2 separate regions of the Homo sapiens genome follow, and region 2 is linked to region 1. A link is a loop called in an ENCODE intact Hi-C map of the cell type or tissue named here. Cell type or tissue: heart left ventricle. All regions are shown on one strand.

What was found. Peaks named below come from ENCODE experiments on the same cell type or tissue, not always from the same donor. Only the 100,000 strongest peaks of a DNase experiment are listed, where the experiment ranks them.
Region 2: it touches region 1 in a loop (2.3-fold over the local background); 30 of 110 quality-filtered maps call a loop at or near these places.

Annotation. Positions count from the first base shown.
Region 1 is chr1:42,901,029-42,909,028 of GRCh38, forward strand. It overlaps the pseudogene ATP6V1E1P1. Among named protein-coding and RNA genes, the nearest start is that of SLC2A1, 54 kb to the right of the region's middle. In heart left ventricle, no CTCF peak of the experiment used is centred here; no DNase peak of the experiment used is centred here.
Region 2 is chr1:42,781,944-42,789,943 of GRCh38, forward strand. TMEM269 (transmembrane protein 269) reads left to right here and starts at 3,048. Exons shown (of 6, transcript NM_001354602.2): 1 at 3,048-3,139; 2 at 7,853-7,991. The coding sequence starts at 7,951. It overlaps TMEM269-DT (TMEM269 divergent transcript), which reads right to left and starts at 2,952. Exons shown (of 4, transcript NR_133055.2): 1 at 2,740-2,952; 2 at 2,059-2,179. It overlaps LOC107984946 (a long non-coding RNA gene), which reads right to left. Exons shown (of 2, transcript XR_007066036.1): 2 at 6,378-6,755. RefSeq lists an enhancer at 3,048-3,789. In heart left ventricle, no CTCF peak of the experiment used is centred here; a DNase peak (open chromatin) is centred at 3,548; H3K4me3 peaks cover 922 bases.

The DNA.
Region 1 (8,000 bases):
TCCATATAATAGATATATATAATAGACTTACAGATAGAATAGTATACTTATGAACTGAATTTTAAGACATAAATAAACCTAGGTATTGAGTTTTAAATTAATAAATTAAATATTAACTTAAAACCTAAGCTCTTGTAAGTAGTCTTTTATTTTGTGCTCACAGAATCTGCCCTCAGACATGAAAAAAAAATTACATGACACTATTGTTATCTGCATTTAACAGACGAATAAACTAACACTTAGAAAGGTTAAGAAGCCAGAATCAGCTCCATGAATGTCTGGCTCTAAAACCTGTGTCCCCACTGAACATATGGCTTCCTTGACTGACCAACCCCCTAAAGAGCCAGGTGACTTGGGAACAATTAAATTTTTCGAAGTAACTTTACTAAGGTCTGATTATATGTATTATAGATTGATTTTATAGATAAGCAGTCAATTTCAGCTTAAGGAAAGATAATTTTTTGGCTCACGTAGCTGAAAAGTCCGGCCTCAGACGTGGTAGCTACAGACTGTGTTGGCTCCATTCAGAGACAGGCTTTCTTTCCCTTTGTGGTACAAGACCACTGGAGCTATCCCTCTGGGCTAAAGTATAGCTAAAACATGGACTGCCTCTCTTCTAATTGTTCTCACAAAAGAATCATTGCATCTCACTGAAGAGTAGGTCATGGGTCCATTCTGGAACTAATCACTGTGACCAGGGGAAGGTGATGCTTTAATGGTCATGCCTGGGGTCAGAAGTTGACCCTTGGAGTTCGGGGTGGAATTAACTATACCATAAACATATGGACTGAGAGTAGGGAAGGAACAATCTTCCTTGAAAAGGGTGATTGGATGGCAGGCAGCCAAAATAGATGTCCAGTATAGTAGGCAACCTTACCTCTCTCACTTCAAAGTTCTTTGTATTACCTCACTCTATCATTCATATTTACTGCTGACATTTACTCTTTCTTTTGGCCAAGAATCATGATACTACACTATAACTTAATTGTGTGTCCTTTATTTCTCCTGTGACTGCATGTTGAAGGCAAGGGATATCTGTCTTGCTTTTCTTCAGCGACCTACGTAAATGCTTGTCTAAATGAATAAAACCTAGATTACAGGATACTGGGTTTGTTACTTAAGAGAAGAAATGTTGGAAAAGTGTTTTCAGGGTTTTGTAGGTGGTAGCTCTGTAGTGTAAGGAGGAAAAGTCAAATTCACTAAACGCTTATTGATAACTTCTTTGTGTTGGGCTGATCTCTCTTGCGGACAGTGTTCCAGTGGCCCTCAAAGAGCAACCAGTCTAAGCCAGGTGTGGTGACTTGCACCTGTAGTCCCAGTTACTCGGGAGGCTGAGGTGGGAGGACTGATTGAGCCTGGGAGGCTGACGCTGCAGTGAGCCATGATTGTGCCATGCACTCCGGCCTGGGTGACAGAGCAAGACCCTGTCTTAAAAACAAACAAAAAACAACGAGCAACTAGTCTAGAGGAAGAGACTGGATGAAGGGTATTGGTTACTGTGATTTGGTTTTGGCCTAGATCTAGGTTATTATGGATTGCCTAGAGCCTTGGTAATAGATTGAGTACTGGAGAAGGTTTGGGTTACCATATATGACGTTGGTTGGGTTAAAGATTCTTATTTTTCATTTATTGAGCATCCATGTCAAATTCTTGACACTTAGAGCCTGGGGCATGGGAATAAGCAGGTCAGAAGACTCCCAGGATAGGCCCAGGTCTTGACTCAGGGTTATACCCATTACTCTGCTAACAGTGTGAGGAACCTACCTAAAAATAGAGATTGAGATACTCACCAAAGCACAGACATAGGGGCAGACTGGGATAAAGCACAGACCCATGCTGCCAGGCACCCAGTGAAACAGTGCATTTTCCCAAAGACAGCATGACTCCTGAGGTGGAAGCATTACTGCCCAGTTTCAGAGGGAAGCTGTGAGGGGTGTCTGGGCTTGAGACTCAGTTTAGTAGAATTGCTCATACTTTTTACTTGGGCTGTGCAGAGGAAAGACATCTATAAAAAATTGCACTCATTTGGAGAACCTGACTGTGGTCATTTTGAAGCCAAGGCTTGCTTAGAAAGTGTGGAAATTAATAAAGTAAAGGAAATTGATAAAGATCTGCACAGGGGTTTCCTCTGCCCAATCCTCCCACCTTCCCCTTCAAACTTAAACTCGAGCCTGCTGCTCTCCGGCCTAGCATTGCTCTTGCCATGGCTGTCAGTGATGCTGACATGCGAAAGCAGATAAAGCATATGATGGCTTTCATTGAATAAGAAGCCAATGAGAAAGCAGAAGAAATAGATGCAAAGGCAGAAGAAGAGTTCAACATAGAGAAAGGTCAGCTTGTGGAAACCCAAAGACTAAAGATTATGGAATATCATGAGAAGAAAGAGAAACAGATTGAGTAGCAGAAGAAAATTCAGATATCCAATTTGATGAATCAAGCAAGGCTCAAAGTCCTCAGAGCGAGAGATGACCTTATCACAGACCTACTAAATGAAGCAAAACAGAGACTCAGCAAGGTGGTAAAAGATACAACCAGGTACCAAGTGCTGCTAGATGGACTGGTTCTCCAGGGTTTGTACCAGTTGCTGGAGCACCGAATGATTGTTCGTTGCAGGAAACAAGACCTTCCTCTGGTAAAGGCTGCGGTGCAAAAGGCAATCCCTATGTACAAAATTGCCACCAAAAACAATGTTGATGTCCAAATCGACCAGGAGTCCTACCTGCCTGAGGACATAGCTGGTGGAGTTGAGATCTATAATGGTAATCATAAAATAAAGGTTTCCAAAACCCCAGAAAGCCAGCTGGATCTCATAGCCCAGCAGATGATGCTAGAAGTCCAGGGAGCCTTCTTTGGTGCAAAAGCCAACAGGAAATTTTTGGACTAAGCCTTCAGGAGGTAGAGCACGTTCTCAGCTCTCCTGCTATGATGTGGAAGATTCTGATATTTGAAGAAACGCGAATGTTTCTGTAGCTTCCTCTTTACTGCCCCAATATTGCTTTGCATTTATCAGTGATGCCCCTCTGACACTAACGCCTTGCCTAATTATTCACAATGGTGGGAAGCTTCATGTAATATGATCAGGACCCACCTCCAGTTCATCTGAAAGTAACACAGCATCCAGTTGGTTCTGCAGCACTAGGGGAGGGGGCAGAGGTGGTTGCATGGGCTTCCTGGGTCTCGGCTTTCCATCTGGCCTAGAGGTGATGTGTTTGGTGTTCCTAGCCCTGCAGTCCCCACTCTTGAGGCTTAAGGCGCATGTGGCACACCACTCCTTCCAGCAGTAGTCGCTTCACTGTTACCTGTTTAGGCCTAGAAGTTTTCTCTCATCTGTAAATGTGATTTAAAATCTAAGCCATGAATATGCTTTATTTATTAAAAGAGCTATGTGGATTTTTAAACAATGTGGAAATTATGTTCATGTTGTACTGTCATCAAAGATAAAAATGTTTTAAAAAAAGAAAACAAGTATAATTTAAAAAAATTTTTAAAAATGAAAGGAGCAGAGCCAGAAGAGGAGCCATGCAGACTCCAGGAAAGAACAGCTCATGTTGCCTTTCCCTCCTACCTCCCTGGAGGGAGGAGCTAGCAAGGGAAGATAGCCACTGTGACACTCCTTTCTCAGCATATGTGGGTCTGAAGTAAAGGTGGAGGTGGACTTCTGGGAGTGAAGAGGGAATAGCCTACCCTCCTGGCCAAACACAAACCCTGATGCTATTACATCTGGGCTCAGGACAGCTGTCCATTTCTCACCACTTCGATTAGGGTTTTCAAGAGAAACATAATGAACCTCTATTAGGGTTTTCAAGAGAAACAGAACAAATATATAATCTATTTGTTCTGTTTCTCTTGAAAACCCTAATAGAGGTTCATTATGGAAATTGGCTCACATGATTGCAGAGGCCAAGAAGTCCCACATTATGCTCTCTGCAAGCTAAAGAACTAGAAAAGCAAGTGGTGCAATTCAGTCCAAATTCAACGGCCTGAGAATGAGGGTAGCTGATGGTATTACTACCAGTCCAAGGGTGAAGGCCTGAGAACTGGAAGAAGGTGGGGAGTGGTGCAGGGAACTGCTGGTGTAAGTCCTGGAGTGTGAAGGCCTGAGAATCAGGAACTCTGATGTTCAAGGGCAAAAGAAGATGGATGTCATACCTCAAGAAGGGAAAGAGAAAACTTTCTTCCTCTTTTTTTTTTTTTTTTTTGAGACAGAGTCTCACTCTGTTGCCCAGGCTGGAGTGCGGTGATGCAGTTTCGGCTCACTGCAACCTCCACCTCCCAGGCTGAAGCGATTCTCCTGCCTCAGCCTCCTGAGTAGTTGGGATTACTGGCGCCTGCCACCATGCTTAGATTTTTTTTGTATTTTCAGTAGAGACAGGGTTTCACCAGTTGGCCAGGCTTATCTCAAACTCCTGACCTCATGATCTGCCCACCTCGGCCTCCCAAAGCACTAGGATTACAGGCGTGAGCCACTGCGCCCGGCCACCTTTTGGTTTTACTCAGGTGGACCCTTAATGGATTACATGATAACTGCTCACACTAGTGTCAGTGGATCTTTTTTACTCAGTCTGCTGATTCAAATGCGAATCTCCTCTGGGAACACCAGCATAGACTCACACAGAAATAATGTTTGACTAGCTATCTGGGCATCCCTTAACCCAATCAAGTTGACATATAAAATTAACCATCACAAGTCTGCCCCTTGTGAACTTGGCATCCATATGTATCTCCTTAAACCATAGTTAATCTCCAAATAATGACAATAACAAGGTCATAATTCCACTTAACATGATACAACTATCCTGCATACAACAAAAAATGCAGTAATCCCTTTTCCAGAAGAGGAGGTAAAGTCTGTGAGTGACGTGTAGTCTTCTGATATCCCATACTTAAAATACTAAGATGTCTTTAAAGTATTAACAATACTAGTACTTAGAATACTAGTATAAAGTCAATACATCTTATGTTACACGATAAGGGATAAGAAAGGAAAGGAAACAAAGATATTTGTTTAATATATGTGTACATACACACATTATTTAAAAAAAATAGGGATGAAATATTCATGACAATTACAGTCTTCTTTTCTGTAACTGATGACATGGCTGCAGCTCATACTTACAACTACCATCTTCAACTACCCATCCTGTATTCCCTTTGCCTTCAGCAAGAACCTCAGCTGGTTATGCTTCTTAACCTAGAAGGCCAAGGTTGGTTTGAGGGTGGAGGGGAGGTAAACCAAACCTTCATTCCTAAAGGTCTGGGCCATTCATAGTCTTGCCTGGTTTGGGTTGTAGTTTTCCATTGACTTTAACCACAGGGCATGGTAATACTGAGACACCCTAAGAGATCTCCTGTGTTCCAGACATATTCTTTTTTACCTCTTTTATGTCAGATTTCCCCATGGTAGTCTGGATCAATTACCCCAGCCAACACCATAACTCCCCTATTGGCCTGTTGACTCAGAGGCATAAGGAGCCCAAAGTGGTTGGATGGCAGTCTTAACTTCTAGTTCAATGGAATTTAGTTCAACTGTGTCTTCTGGTGGAAGCAGTCCTCCCTCTGGATCCAGCAGAGCATACCTTTGTAGAAACAGGAAGCAAAATTTTTGTTAGTAGGTCACTAGGGAATCAGTGTGTGGTGCCCTTCCCATTTCTACCCCTTCATTCCTAGACCTATAAATCCTGACTATGGGAGAAACAGTACTGTATGTTGGACATTGATTCAGAACACATACAGCCTTCTGGAGAACCTTTGCTTCTGCCTTGCAAAGTATTGTCACTTAGCTGGTTCTGTAAGTGAGTCTTCAAAAGGCCATTCCACTATTCTATCAAGCCAGCTGCTTCAGGTTGTGGGGAACACGACAAGACCAATGAATTCCATGAACATGGGCCCACTGTTGCACTTCTTTGGCTGTGAGGTGAGTTTCCTGGACAGAAACAATGCTGCATAGAATGCCACAATGGTGGATAAGGCAAGATGTAAGTCCCTGAATGGTAGCTGACAGAAGCATTGCATGCAGGGAAGGCAAATCTGTATCCAGAGTAAATGTCTATTCCAGTAAGGACAAAATGTTGCTCCTTTCATAATGGAAATGGTCCATTATAATCAACCTGCCACCAGGTAGCTGGCTGATCATCCTGGGGAATGGTCCTATATCGGGGGCTCAGTGTTGGTCTCTGCTCTTGACAGATTGAGCACTCAGAAGTGGCTATCGGCAGGCTGACCTTGGTGAGTGGAGGTCCATGCTGCTAAGCCTACACATAACCTCCCTCCCTGTCACTATAGCCACTTTGTTCATGAGCCCATTGGGTATTGACATGGGTGGCTGGGGAAAGAGGCTGACTGATATCCACAAAATGGATCACCTTCTTCACTCAGTTATTAAGATCCTTCTCTGCTGAGGTCATCCTTTGGTGATCATTCATATGGAACACAAATATCTTCATGTCTTTTGCCCAATCAGAGCAGTCTTTCCATATACTTCTTCCCCAAATTTCTTTGTCACCAATATTCCAACCATGTTCCTTCCCAGTCCCTGGCCATCCAGCCAAACCATTGGCTATAGCCCACGAATCAATATATTATCGCACATCTGGCCATTTCTGCTTCCAAGCAAAGTGTAGAACCAAGTACACTGCCTGTCGTTCTAACACTGGGAAGATTCCCTTTCAGCACTGTCCTTCAAGGATGTCCCAGAGAGGGGCTGTAGTGCTGTACCTGTCCACTTTCAAGTGGTGCCTGCATATTGTACAGAACATTCTTTAAACCAGGCCCAAACCTTCTCTTTCTCTGTCAACTGATCATAGGGAACTCCCCATGAGCCCATAGGTACAGTTTGAGAGAGAGTAAGAAAGCAGTGTAGTAAGAGTGACCATGGGCATTTGGGCCACTTATTCATGTAACTTACTAGTGCCTTTAGGGATTGCTCTGGACTTACTGCATATATAACACTTCTATTTGATGACGGGGAGCTGCTATGCACACCCAACTTTATGGCTTGGTGAGTCGGATAACACCTCATCCATGATGGGCAGCTCAGGTAACATGGTAACTTGGTGGCCTATGGTCAGGTGTTTAGTTTCTACTAAGGCACAGTAGCAGGCTAAGAGCTGTCTCTCAAAAGAATAGCACTGTGTAATGTTTCAGTCAATGATGGACCGCATATACTGCTGTGGCTCCATAAAACCATAAAACTGTATTTTGTACTGTACTTTTCTATGTTTAGATACATGAATACTTACCATTGTGTTGCAGTTGCCTACAGTATTTAGTACAGTAACATGCGGTACAGGTTTATAGCCTAGGTGCAATAGTCTAATTGTAGAGTAGGCTATAATATCTAGGTTTGTGTAAGTAAACTCTATGATATTTGCACAATGGCAAAATCGCCTAACAACATGTTTCTCAGAACATATCCCTGTCATTAAGCAACTCATGACTGTAGTTATCTGCCAATAATGGAGGGCCTTGCTCCAAAATCCCAAAGGCCTGCACTGTGATTCGTCTATGCACGCCTGCTAAATAGGCTCCCAATGGCATCCCTATCTGCCATAGACTCACCAAGCACCATAGGATCTGCTGGATCATATGGGCCAAGTGGCAGAGCAGTTCGCACAGCAGGCTGAACCTATTGTAGAGTCTTCTTTTGTTCTGGGCCTCATTTAAAACTAGCAACTTTTTGGGTGGCTTTGTAAATGGACCATTTTGGAGGCAAAATCCAAAATTCAAAGAGGCCCACGAGGTATTGTGCCTCTTTCTTGGTTGTAGGAGGGGCCAAATGCTATAACTTATTTTTTACCTTAGAAGGAATATGTCCCACACCACCAGCCCTCTAGAAATTCCACTGCGTAGAAGGCTCCTGAATTTTAGTGGCATTTATTTCCCACCCTCTGACATGCAAATGTCTTACCACTAAGTCTCAAGTATACTTGTTGCTCACTAGGTCCAATTAGCATAATGTCATCTATGTAATGGAAGAGTGCGATATCTTGTAGAATGAAAAA
Region 2 (8,000 bases), 120 kb before region 1:
TGTTTATAAGTTCTCTGATTATAAGTTCTGTGAGGACAGAGACTGTCTTTGTCTTGTTTACTGCTGTCTCGAGCATCTAAAATAGTGCCTGGCGCATGATAAACACTCTTAATAATGAATAAGTGGGCCAGGCATGGTAGCTTATGCCTGTAATCCCAGCACTTTGGGAGGCCAAGGCAGGCAGATCACTTGAGGTCAGGAGTTCAAGACCAGCCTGGCCACCAGGGTGAAACCCCCATCTCTACTAAAAATATAAAAATCAGTTGAGTGTGGTGGCGGGCACCTGTAATCCCAGCTACTCAGGGGGCTGAGGCCTGAGAATTGCTTGAACCTGGGAGGCGGAGGTTGCAGTGAGCCGAGATTGTGCCACTGCACTGCAGCCTGGGCGACAGAGTGAGACTCCACTTCAAAAAAAAAAAAAAAAAAAAGAAAGAAAAAAAGAATAAATCAATGGATGGACATCTGCAGCTCTGCACCTATATCCTGTGAAGGATCCAAGTCAATGCAGTTAATAGAAATATAATGTGAGCCACATGTGTGATCTAAATTTTTCCAGTAGCTACATCAAAAAGTAAAAAGTGAAATTAACTTTAAGAATACATTTTATCACCAGGTGCAGTGGCTCATGCCTATAATCTCAGCACTTTGGGACTCTGAGGCAGGAGGATCGCTTGAGCCTAAGAGTTCAAGACCAACCTGGCCAACATAGGGAGATCTCATCTCTACAAAAAATACAAACATTAGCCAGGCATGGTGGCATGTGCCTGTGGTCCCAGCTACTTGGGAGGCTGAGGTAGGAGGATTGCTTGAGCCCGGGAGGTCCAGGCTGCTTTGAGCCATGATCATGTCACTGCATTCCAGCATGGGTGACAGAGTGAGACCCTGTCTCAAAAAAATAAATACATACATACATTTTATCTAACCCAACATATCCAAACTATTAGCATTTCAACAAATTACTAAAAGAAATTATTTTACATTCTTTTTTAAACTAAGCATTCAAACTTTGGTATGTACTTTATACTTACAGCACGTCTCAATTCAGACTAGCCACCTTTCAAGTGCTCAGTAGCCACATGTGGCTGCTGGCTACCATATTAGCACAAGTGTAAGTAGCCTAACTTACTGTTCCTGTTCTGTACTTCCTGTGAGATCCAGAATGAGGGAAGCTAGAAACTTCTGTTAGGGGGGTATCTTTCTCAGCTACCCTGCTTCCTTCCCCTCTCCTGAAGGAAACTTTGGGGATGTCCAGGTTAATAGATGTATGATCATATCCTTAGATTAATAATGCTAATAATTGAGCTTCTACTCTCTGTCAAGCATATAATCTCATTTAATTCTGACAACAATCCCATTTTACAGATTAGGAAACAGGTTCAGAAAAAGTAACTTGTTCATGTTTATACATCTGGTAAGTGTTAACGCTGGAATGTAAACTTGGTTTAAAGGTAAGCTGGTATAATCATTACGCTACAATTTTTAACTTGCCACTCTTTTTTTTTTTTTTTTCTGAGATGGAGTCTAGCTTTGTCACCCAGGCTGGAGTGCAGTGGTGCAATCTCGGCTCACTGCAGCCTCCGCCTCCCAGGTTCAAGCATTCTCCTGCCTCAGCCTCCCGAGTAGCTGGATCTACAGGCACGCACTGCCACACCCGGCCAATTTTTTTTTTGTATTTTTAGTAGAGACAGGGTTTCACCATGTTGGCTAGGATGGTCTTGATCTCCTGACCTCGTGATCTGCCTGCCTTGGCCTCCCAAAGTGCTGGGATTACAGGTGTGAGCTACCATGCCTGGCTAATTTGCCACTTTAATGGGCCACATGGCAGGGAGCAATGAAGAGAAACACGTGGATGGTCAAAGGAAGCTGGCCTGACTCAGGCTGGGGCGTGTAGCAAACCTTTTGTTGCCTCCGCCCGGTTTCTCACACACCCTAGGTCTGACTTTGGTATCACTGTTTTCAGGTCTCAGCTCCACTAATTATTAATGGTGTGTTCTTCAGTAGAATCAGCTGTCTGATCCCCTACTTCCTCTTCTGTAGGATGGGAATGCTAACACTAACCTCAGGTTAGCTGAGAAGTTCCAGTGACATGATGAGAATGTCTGTACAACATGTAGCCCAGTACTTGCTGTGTGGTGTTCTCAGAACATGCTTGGTCTTAAACTCCTCTTTCCCGGGCTGGCTGCAAGGAGAGGCAAAGTGTCACTTGACCTTCTAGCTCCCTTGCCCTTTTATATTCTCCTGTGGGGTCCTCACAGTGATCCCTGCTCCAGTGTCGCTTCCGGTGGACTGGTGAGGATGGGGCACTATCTGAGAACCCATGCCTGAAATCCTTACCCAATACCAAAAAGTTTCTTTCTGTAGCACTTTGTCAGCCCAGCTGCCAAAGATAGTCACCTCTGAGATGCTCTTATCCCCTCCCTCTCGCTGCTCTCACCCGTGGGAGTCCATCTCACATGGGCTCCTGAGGGGGCTCCTTCTTCCCATCCCATCTGTTGCTCACCTGCCTCCTGCCCTGCGGGATTGCAGATCCTTCCTCCACAATGCCTGCCAGGTTAGTCTTCCTGAAACAACCTGACCATGTCACCTTCCTACTGAAAAACTTTTCTTCAGGAATTGAATCCAAATTCCTTAGCTTGTCATTCATCCAAATAGTATTCCTATGTGCCTATGCCCTTCCTATAGGCACAGCGAACAGTAGCGAAGCAAACGTACAAGCAGCCCTGCCCGCGTGGAGCTTACCTCTAGGGGCCCAGGAGAGGCTGGGCCCAGCATCCCGGCACAGCCTCGCCTCCCCAGCGCATTTCCCGCCCCACTCCGGGCCCACGCGCCTGGGCCCGCCGTCTCCACCATGAAGCCTTCCCAGCCTGGCCCAGGTAGAGGAGACGTCCCCTTCCCTGGGACTCCTCCATTCCCCACCGCCCCCACTACAAGACCTGGGCTCCCCTGGAAACTGAGGCCCTTCTCCCCGACTACAGACCCGCAACCCCTCCCCTGCTCTGAGGATTGTGAGCTAAGAGCTAGGGTGGGAGTGAGAGGCGCTCCTCGCTAGGGCTGGCCCCCTCCACCGCACAGGAAACGGGGCAGGAGGGCGGACCCCCATCTCATGTAGGAATGCCGTGTCCCCAGGGTGAGCCCTCAGGTGAGCCTCCGCGGCCGCGTGGAAGGGGCGAGAAGGGCGCTGCCCGGGTGCTGTCGGCGACCAGCCCGGCTCCATCTTCCCGATGTGGTCGCGGCTGAAGCCGGGCCTGGGCATTCTCGGGACAGCCAGAGTGGGCCAGGGGACCACGTCCCATCCCCAGAGGCCGGCCCTCCGTCGGAGGGTTTCCAGCCTCCAGGAAAGGAGCGGGGGCTGGGAGGGGAGGGGGTCTGTAACTGGCATGAGCGGCGTCGTCGCCGTGCCTGTGCCACGCGTGTCGCCGGCTGGAGAGCTCCGCCTGGATGGTTTCACTCCGCGGAGGCGCCGCCCCGCCACTCAGTTAGAAACCTCAGAGCCATATTCAACTCTCGTCTCCTCTGCAGCACCACTGCCACAGCCCTGCTTTTCTCCTCACGTCCACCCTCCTCGCCCCCACCCCCGTCTCCTGGCCGGTTTCCTTTTCTGCAGTTTGCCGCCTCCAAGCCGCCCTGCGCTTCCTGCCCGTGTCTGACAAAGACTCTGCTCCCTTACTGAACACCACAGTGCCCGCCACGGGCTGCCACTCAAGGTCACATCCGCACGACCACCCCCTGCAGCCTACCTGCCAGTGTCATCTCTGGTCACCCCTCCCTCCCAGGATCCATCTCCTCATCGTGCTTCCGCACCTGCGGTTCATTCCCTGGGCCAAGAATGTCCCTCCTAATTCTTTGTTCATCCTTAGAGACCCTGATAAATGTCACCACAGGAGTGGAACCTTCCCCTGCCCCACCCCAGACTTAGTCTCTCCACAACAGCTTGCACATCCCCTTGTCCAACATTACACTTGTCCCTACACACAGCTGCCTCCTCTACCAGACTCTGAGCTGCTGGAGTGTGCGGCCTGGCTCTTGTTCTCCTCATCCCCCACCCCACACACAAGGCCCGGCACAGAGCAGCCATTGGCAATAAATAAACCGCATTTTAAAAAATGAGTAAGTGGAAGACCATAAGAACTGGGTAGTTGCTGGGTATGCGGAAGGGGCTGGACTGTTGAGCGTTCATCTGAGGCTTCTTGGAGGCCACACTGGGCAGGGTTAGATGGAAGGTCAATAGATTTGGTGCAGCGAGAGGACCTCAGGGAAGCACCAGAGTGACCTGTGATGTTAATTTAACAAACACAGAACAACTTCTATTGTCAGGCCTCATACTGGGTACAGGGACCTCGGCCAGCACTCAAATTGCATTCCCTGTAGGAAAGCCAGTGTAGGCGGTGCCCAAACAGAGTGCCAAGTGTCACATGGTAAGCACAAGAAGACAAGACCATACAGATGAGGGGCACCTAACGTGCTCAGGGGTGATGTCAGAGGGGCTTCCCAAAGAGGAGCACCACCCAACCCAAGTCCAAAGGGAGGTTCTGAGAAGGGTGGGGAGGACTGAGAGGAAGCTGGGAGAGCTGAGCAGAGCTGGCATACCAAACGCAGGAGTTGGACTCCATCCTGAGGGCATTCAAGAAGCTGGGGAGTGACCAGATCACCTGCAGTCTCGTGCTGTGCCAAGCCTCAGCCCTCGCCCCTCCTGGGAGCCTTCTCACCCCGTGGCAGGCTGAGCCCCTTTTCGGTGCTCCATTAGTAGCCCGGTCGCCTCTTTTCTGTGCAGGGTTAGGTACTGTGGCTAAACTGTGTCCTTTGGTCTTAATCTTCTCTGTGTCCCAAGCACCAGGCACCACATCTTGCCCCTGGCCAAACATTTGCTGAATGAGTGGGTGGTTCCTTATTTCTGTTGTCCTCTACAGCCCTTACTCTCAATTCCACATCCTTTCACACCTGGGACCTGTGCATTCTGCTGCAAACAGCATTTAACTGGGAAAGAGGAGACTCAAATCAAATCCTGGCTCCACCATTTACTGGACAAGTCACATAACTCTCCTGAAACCTCAGTTTCCCCATCTGTAAGATAAGGTACCACTATGAATAGGGTCTAAGTCTCTACATGTATGCAAGAGACTCATTTCCTTGGATAGGTTGTAAACTCTGTGATGGTAGGGACCAAGGTTTCTACCAGCACCCAGCTCAGGCACAGCATATAACCAATACAATGTTCAGTCCTCTTGGTTGGTAGACAGCAGAGCACAGGGGAAAGAACACTTAAGGCAAAATTGTAACTTTTGTTCTGCCACTTCTGGTGTGACCTTGAGCTAGGTTCTTCCCATCTCTGAGTCTTCCTTGCTTTACCTGGAAAGTAGGGACAAGAACCCTTGCCTGGCCGGGCGCGGTGGCTCACGCCTGTAATCCCAGCACTTTGGGAGGCCGAGGCGGGTGGATCATGAGGTCAGGAGATCGAGACCATCCTGGCTAACAAGGTGAAACCCCGTCTCTACTAAAAATACAAAAAATTAGCCGGGCGCGGTGGCGGGCGCCTGTAGTCCCAGCTACTGGGGAGGCTGAGGCAGGAGAATGGCGTGAACCCGGGAAGCGGAGCTTGCAGTGAGCCGAGATTGTGCCACTGCAGTCCGCAGTCCGGCCTGGGCGACAGAGCGAGACTCCGTCTCAAAAAAAAAAAAAAAAAAAAAAAAAAAAAGAACCCTTGCCTGACAGAGCTCACAGGGCCAATGGAAATCCTAAATGTGAAAGTGGTTTGTGAATGGAGGAGATAATGAAAGAGATAATATAGTAGACAATTGACCATTAATTAAAAATTAACCAGTGTGAAGTAGCACAGAGGCAGCAGCAATGCTTGACAGGTGGTAGACAGACCCTGGGCACCTGCTAACTGGCTCTGAGCAGCAGACAGTGGGATGTTTGATCTTGCTGGGGTCAGCCCAGAGACCCAGGAGAGACCACTACAGCGGGTTCATGGGGAGGGAGTATGCAGCAAGTCCTTTGTCCCCTTCCCTTCCCAGATTTCCCTGGCTTGCATTGCTTCTTGTCTTAGGTTTGGAGGGGCTCTGGCATACGAACGTCTTAGGAATCCCAATGGCTCTGGCCATGTAGCTACTGATCACCTTTGGTGAGTGAGGCTGGCCCATGGAGGCAGTGAGCCCAGCAGTGCTGCCCTGATAAACTCTAGTCCCAAACTCCAAGTCAGCCCTCCCAGCTGCTGGCATGTTGGTGGCAGGTTTATGAGAAAAGACCATGGTTTGTCTCAGCTCTTGTCCAGACCAGATGGGCCTGGGGCTGAACAGAGGGGCTGGATGGAGGCAGAGCTGGAGGTGAGATTAATCCTCACATCTGAAATGGGTGAGGATTAAATGAGAAAACAGATCTGGGAACACCTTGAAACTTGTTTATTTCACTCAAGTGCAGGATCTATTTGTGGCTGGTACATTTGCCCCAACCAGCGGGGCTTCTCAGTTTTGGGGAGGAATGGGGCTCTTTCTCCAAGAGACTCAGTTTCTCAAGCAGATTGAGTGTAAGGTGTACAAATGTGGTCTTAGAGTAAAAACAGAGACAAGACAGACTGTGAAGATGGGCAGGGCCAGCCAATTCCCTGTTGTGGGAGAGACTGGGAGAGACTGGGAGCACTGGGGGGCCTGGGCTGGACGGTCCCACACACACAGGGAGGCTGCTGCTGCCTCGCAGGCCTGGCCATTGAGCTCGTTCACTGCCATATCCCACACACCTCCTCCTGCTGAAATCTATGCCTGCAGCGAAGAAACAGCAGATTTAGAATCAAACAGATGGGATTTGGTTCTACTTACCATGTGACTTTGAGCAAGTATCTTCCTCTCTTTTAACTGTAGTTTCCTCATTCATAAAATAGGGGAGAATTCTAGCACCATCTCCTGAGGTTGTCAGGATCTGAGAAACAGACATGGGGATGGGAACATGGCGAAAAGATCTTTGTGAACTATTCAGTGTTGTACACTTTTTTTTTTTTTTTTTTAGACAGAGTCTCACTCGGTCACCCAGGCTGGAGTGCAGTGGTGTGATCTCGGCTCACTGCAACCTCTGCCTCCTAAGGTTCAAGCGATTCTCCTGCCTCAGCCTCCTGAGTAGCTGGGATTACAGGCATGCACCGCCACACCCGGCTAATTTTTGTATTTTTAGTAGAGACAGGGTTTCAACATGTTGGCTAGGCTGGTCTCGAACTCCTGGCCTCAGATGATCCACTTGCCTCAGCCTCCCAAAGTGCTGGGATTACAGGCATGAGCCACCGTGTCCGGCTACACATTCAGTTTTAATCTGCCGTCTCTTTCCTTGTGGGAAGTAGGCCTGCTGTTCTGACTGGGGCCTGTCAGAACCAGGACCTTGAGGCACCTCAGCTGCAGCCCTGTGCTTCAGAAGGAGTGAACTTGGACTGTGGGACAACAGGGCTTCCTGGCACTACTTCTCTCTCAAGCCAACCCTTCGTCAGTGACAAGGGCCCACCTCTCAGATGGGAGAAGGGCCCCATACCCCCTGCATTCTGGGCCATGGGGCTTCAGGAGAGTCAGCATATGGACTGGAGGGATGTCTGTGCTGTGGGGCAAAGGTGCAGTCAGAGAGGGAGTGGAAACTATGCTTGTGTTGGTTCACCCACTCTGCTGTTGAGCTTTCCCAAGACGCTGGATCCTCAGCACCTTTGTCTTCACCTCCTGAGTCTCCTTCATCTACCTCCTGTCTCCCTTAGTCCAGCCAGTGAAACAGAATGTAGGGAGGGTGCCATTCTGGGATGAGATCTAGTGGAACAGGTCCCTGGGAGCCTCTTCTGGGACTCCTTAACCTTGGGAACCCTTCGCCCCTCTCTCTTGGGCCCCAGGTAAGGGTACCAGTTTCTTCCTGAGCCATGACCAGAGCCATTCCCAGATAAATGAGGTTTCCTGGAAGGATGTTACCAGTGCCTTATCTCTGGCCAACATGGTGCTGGGGCTCTTCTCCATCATCTTCAGCTTCAGCAGGTAGGTCTG